2 separate regions of the Homo sapiens genome follow, and region 1 is linked to region 2. A link is an interaction called in ENCODE POLR2A ChIA-PET data of the cell type or tissue named here. Cell type or tissue: OCI-LY7. All regions are shown on one strand. Region 1 overlaps DPEP2NB (DPEP2 neighbor). Region 2 overlaps NFATC3 (nuclear factor of activated T cells 3).

What was found. ChIA-PET counts read pairs that join two places held together with the same protein. Peaks named below come from ENCODE experiments on the same cell type or tissue, not always from the same donor. Only the 100,000 strongest peaks of a DNase experiment are listed, where the experiment ranks them.
Region 1: POLR2A ChIA-PET joins it to region 2 with 5 read pairs; 4 of 35 experiments call an interaction of 5 or more read pairs at or near these places.

What each region holds. Positions count from the first base shown.
Region 1 is chr16:68,012,180-68,014,679 of GRCh38, forward strand. It overlaps DPEP2NB (DPEP2 neighbor), which reads right to left. Exons shown (of 2, transcript NM_001282442.2): 2 at 1,257-2,233. The coding sequence ends at 1,929. Among named protein-coding and RNA genes, the nearest start is that of DPEP2NB, 2.5 kb to the right of the region's middle. In OCI-LY7, no CTCF peak of the experiment used is centred here; a DNase peak (open chromatin) is centred at 1,382.
Region 2 is chr16:68,217,590-68,220,089 of GRCh38, forward strand. The region is part of intron 9 of NFATC3 (nuclear factor of activated T cells 3); the gene reads left to right. Among named protein-coding and RNA genes, the nearest start is that of MIR6773, 15 kb to the right of the region's middle. In OCI-LY7, no CTCF peak of the experiment used is centred here; no DNase peak of the experiment used is centred here.

The sequences.
Region 1 (2,500 bases), 210 kb before region 2:
GGCTTACTGCAAGCTCCGCCTCCCGGGTTCATGCCATTCTCCTGCCTCAGCCTCTCAAGTAGCTGAGACTACAGGTGCCTGCCACCACAACTGACTAATTTTTTGTATTTTTAGGAGAGACGGGGTTTCACTGTGTTAGTCAGGATGGTCTTGATCTCCTGACCTTGTGATCCGCCCGCCTCTGCCTCCCAAAGTGTTGGGATTACAGGTGTGAGCCACAGCGCCTGGCCTTTTTTTTTTTATTTTTTTTTAGACAGAGTTTCACTCTTGTTGCCCAGATTGGAGTGCAGTGGCATGATCTCGGCTCACTGCAACCTTTGCCTCCCAGGTTCAAGTGATTCTCCTGCCTGAGGTTCCTGAGTAGCTGGGATTACAAGTGCCCACCACCATGACCAGTTAAGTTTTTGTATTTTTTTTTTTGTTTTGATACGGATGTCGCCCAGGCTTTAGTGCAGTGGCACTATCTCGGCTCACCACAAGCTCTGCCTCCCGGGTTCATGCCATTCTCCTGCCTCAGCCTCCCGAGTAGCTGGGACTACAGGCACCCGCCACCACGCCTGGCTAATTTTTTGTATTTTTTAGTAGAGATGGGGTTTCACCATGTTAGGATGGTCGCAATCTCCTGACCTCGTGATCCGCCCACCTCGGCCTCCCAAAGTGCTGGGATTACAGGCGTGAGCCACCACGCCTGGCCAATTTTTTGTATTTTTAGTAAGATGGGGTTTCATTGTGCTGGCCAGGCTGGTCTCAAACTTCTGACCTTAGGTGATCCACTGCCTCAGCGTCCCAAAGTGCAGGGATTACAGGACTGAGCCACTGTGCCTGGCCGAGACCCCATCTAAGAGAGAGAGAGAAAAGAGGAAGAAGAAGGAGGAGAAGGAGAAGGAGAAGAAGAAGAAAGAAGGAAGAAGGAAGAAGAATAAGAAGAGGAGGAAGAAAGAGGCTGGGTATGGTGGCTCATGCCTATAATCCCAGAACTTTGGGAGGCCAACGCGGGCAGATCTTGAGGTCAGGAGATCAAGACCATCCTGGCCAACATGGTGAAACCCCGTCTCTGCTAAAAATACAAAAATTGGCTGGGTGTGGTGGCGGGCGCCTGTAGTCCCAGCTACCAGGGAGGCTGAGGCAGGAGAATGGCGTGAACCCAGGAGGTGGAGCTTGCAGGGAGCCGAGATAGTGCCACTGCACGCCAGCCTGGGTGACAGAGTGAGACTCCGTCAAAAAAGAAAAAAAAAAAAGATGATCAAGTCAAATACTGTTATGGAAAAATAATTTTTTTAATTTTTTTTTAAATTGAGCAGTAGGGACCTCACTGGGGCCATAATGGGCAGGAAATAAAGTAACATGTGAGCTTCAGGGGGATGTTGCTCAACTTCCTCCTTATTGTTCTTGCTGTAGGTGGCAGGTCTCCCCAGGTCTCTTTCTTCTACCTCCTGAGATGCCAAGCAGGAGGCTTTCTCCTGCTGTGACTAGCCATGGGCTGCTGCTTCCAGTTTCAGCAAGTCCTGGCCCTCCTGGTTTGTGCTGGTAGTTGCTGGCAGTGACTCAAAGCAAAGACCCATCTGGTAGATCAAGCCCTTACTGGGCTATGCTGCACTCCCTCTCTGCACTTGACTCCTCGGCTAGCAGAGTGCAGACTATTTCTATCTTCTGCCCAAAAAGGGACTCTGGAGAGATGAGTAGAGGAACATCAGGTTTTCTTCCAGGCCGTCTTCAGCCTTGGGATGTTCAAAGCAACCTCTCATTTTAAACCACAGTTTCTGAGGCTCCTTGGCCATGGGTAGTTAGCATGGAAGGGGGCTTCTGGATGAGGAAGGCATAGGCAGAATGACTCAGGCTCTATCTGCAGTGGTGGGCAGGGGAGGTCACCGCAGAAGAGGCATTAGCTGTCTTAGACAGCTAAACATTTGTCCTTTCTCCCAAATGGCTCAGCCAGCAAGCTTCTGTGGGGTCAGTCTCCTGCCACGATGCTCCAAGCGCCGAATTTTGGGGCTAGAGCAACCCAGGTCTTTATCTGACTCTATCGTAGCTTGACGTCTCTTGGGAGCACGCCTGGGGGCTGGCTTCTCTGCTTCAGCCTTTGTTGGGGTGGCCAAAGGAGCATCCCCATGGACCCGGTAGCCACCAACCAGGCAGTACGTCTCCCCATGCCAGCCTACCTGAGTTTCTCCACACCCTCGGTAGAGAACATGGTAGTGCCCAGGTGTGGGAGGAGAAGTGGCAGGCACTGCAGCTGGAAAGAAAACCAGAATTAGTCACTTTTACCTTATACATTGTGCTGTTACAGCCTACCCTCTCTCGCGACTCTTCCTAAGAAGTCCTTTCATCTTCTTCGCATCCCAGACACAGCCTTGGCCTATCACCTCTATGTGTCCCTGAGACAGGATGCTGGCTGTGAAAGCAGTTATGTGGAGCCTGTGTCAGCAGCAGGAGACCAGGAGATCCTCCTCATCCCTTCCATGACCAAAAATACATTTCTTAAGGTCTGTCACATCTCAGG
Region 2 (2,500 bases):
ATTAGCTAAGTGAGTATAATGGAGATCCCAGAGACATTTCCACATAGGAAATTTCTCTCACACCTCATGATAATTCAGAGATCAAGATTCCTTTCAATTTGTTGTTCCTCTTTCTCCTTAGGTTTTGTCAAAGCAGAGAAACCACTTAGTCATGACTGAGTCTTAGCCCGAGGAAGGGATGGGAAAAAGGGAGGAAGAAGGAGGCCAAGCAAGTGATGAGGAAGATACGTACATCGCTTTTGCTCACATTTCATTGAAGAAAACGAATTGCATGGGCCATACCTAGCTACACTGGGGAAGCCAGGAAATATACTCTGTAGCTGGGTGTCAGTGTGACTAACTAAACCTCGATTACTGTGGAAGAATGAATTAAGATAATTAGCAGCCTACCATAGATACCTTCTAAATTTTCAGGAACTTATTTCTGTCTGTAGCTTGAAAAATCAAATGAATATTTTTTGGTTTTTCCCTTTTTTTTGTTTTATTTGGAGACAGGGTCTCACACTGTTGCCTAGGCTGGAGTGCAGTGGTGCACGATCATAGCTTACTGCATCCTGGAACTCCCTGGGCTCAAGTGATCCTCTTGTCTCAACCTCCCAAAGTGCTGGGATTACAAGCATGACCCACCACACCTGGCCAAATTAATCAGATTTTGATAAATCCAAATTAATTTCTCAACTCATGCCATAAATAGGTGAATTCAGGCCAGGCATGGTGGCTCATGCCTGTTATCCCAGCACTTTGGAAGGCCGAGGCAGACAGATCACTTGAGTTCAGGAGTTTGAGACCAGCCTGGGCAACATGGCAAACCCTGTTTCTACCAAAAATTTAAGAAAAAATTGGCCAGGTTTGGTGCTGTGCAGGTTGCAGTGAGCCAAGATCGTGCCACTGCACTCCAGCCTGGGCGACAGAATGAGAGCCTCTCAAAAAAAAAAAAAAAAAAAGGTGAATTCAGTATTTTTTCCTGTATTTAGTTTAGATGGTGCTTTTTTTTTTTATTTTGAGACAGAGTCTCACTCTGTCACCCAGGCTGGAGTGCAGTGTGCGATCTTGGCTCACTGCAAGCTCTGCCTCATGGGTTCACTCCATTCTCCTGCCTCAGCCTCCTGAGTAGCTGGGACTACAGGTGCCTGCCGCCACGCCCAGCTAATTTTTTGTATTTTTAATAGAGACGGGGTTTCACCATGTTAGCCAGGATGGTCCCAATCTCCTGACCTCATGATCCGCCCGCCTCGGCCTCCCAAAGTGCTGAGATTACAGGCGTGAGCCACCACGCCCGGCCTAGATGGTGCTTTTATAATAATTGCATACATGTAGGCTTCATTTTTAAAATACATTTAGTCTTTATTTTATAAAAACAACATCTCGGCTGGGCACGGTGATTCATGCCTGTAATGCCAGCGCTTTAGGAGGCCGAGGCGAGGTAGAAGGATCAATTGAGGCCAGAAGTTCGAGACCAGCCTGGGCAACATAATAAGACCCTGTCTCTATCCTCCCCAAAAATAAATCAGCTGGACCAGGCGCGGTGGCTCACGCCTGTAATCCCAGCACTTTGGGAGGCTGAAGCGGGCAGATCACAAGGTCAGGAGTTTGAGACCAGCCTGAACATGGTGAAACCCCGCCTCTACTAAAATACAAAAAAAATTAGCTGGGCATGGTGGCAGGTACCTGTAATCCCAGCTACTTGGGAGGCTGGGGCAGGAGAATTGCTTGAACCCGGGAGGCGGAGGTTGCGGTGAGCTGAGATCATGCCACTGCACTCCAGCCTAGGTGACAGAGCAAGACTCTGTCTCAAAAAAAATAAATAAAAATAAAAAAATAAATTAGCTGGTCTTGGTGGCACATGCCTGTAGTCCCAGCTACTTGGGGCAGGGCTCTGAAGCGGGAGGATCGCTTGAGCCTAGGAGTTCACGGCTGTAGTGAGCTATGATCACACCACTTCACTCCAGCCTGGGTGGCAGACTAAGACACTGTCTCCTAAAATAATAATAGTAATAATAATAATAATAACACCTTCATAAAATTGTTTACCCAGGGGATGAATACCTTTAATCTTCAGGTTCAGGAAAAGAATAACATGACCAAACTTTGGTGAATGTTCATTGCAGCTTCAAGAGGAAATAACATATAAATGGAGTCTAAAAATACCCCGAAATCCTTTACAAAATTGCAAATTAGAAAGGCCCGTTGGGATTTTGTGTATATGGCAGTGTGTATCTACTCCCTTCAAAGAGGGAGCACACTGGGTTACCCTGCCCCTCTCTACCTGGTTGTGAGGTTCCATACTATATACTTGTCAGTTCTAACTTTGAATTCTTAAGCATGGGAAATAGCTCTAAATAAGAGTCCTATTGGTACTCAAGCACCTCATTCTTGTGTGTAGAAATAGCATTCCAGTGGACTGCCAATTTGAACATTTCTTGAATACGAACTTTTTCTCTTACAGCAAACATTATTGATAGCTGTGACTCTACTTTTGTTGTGGTGGCACAGGCAAATT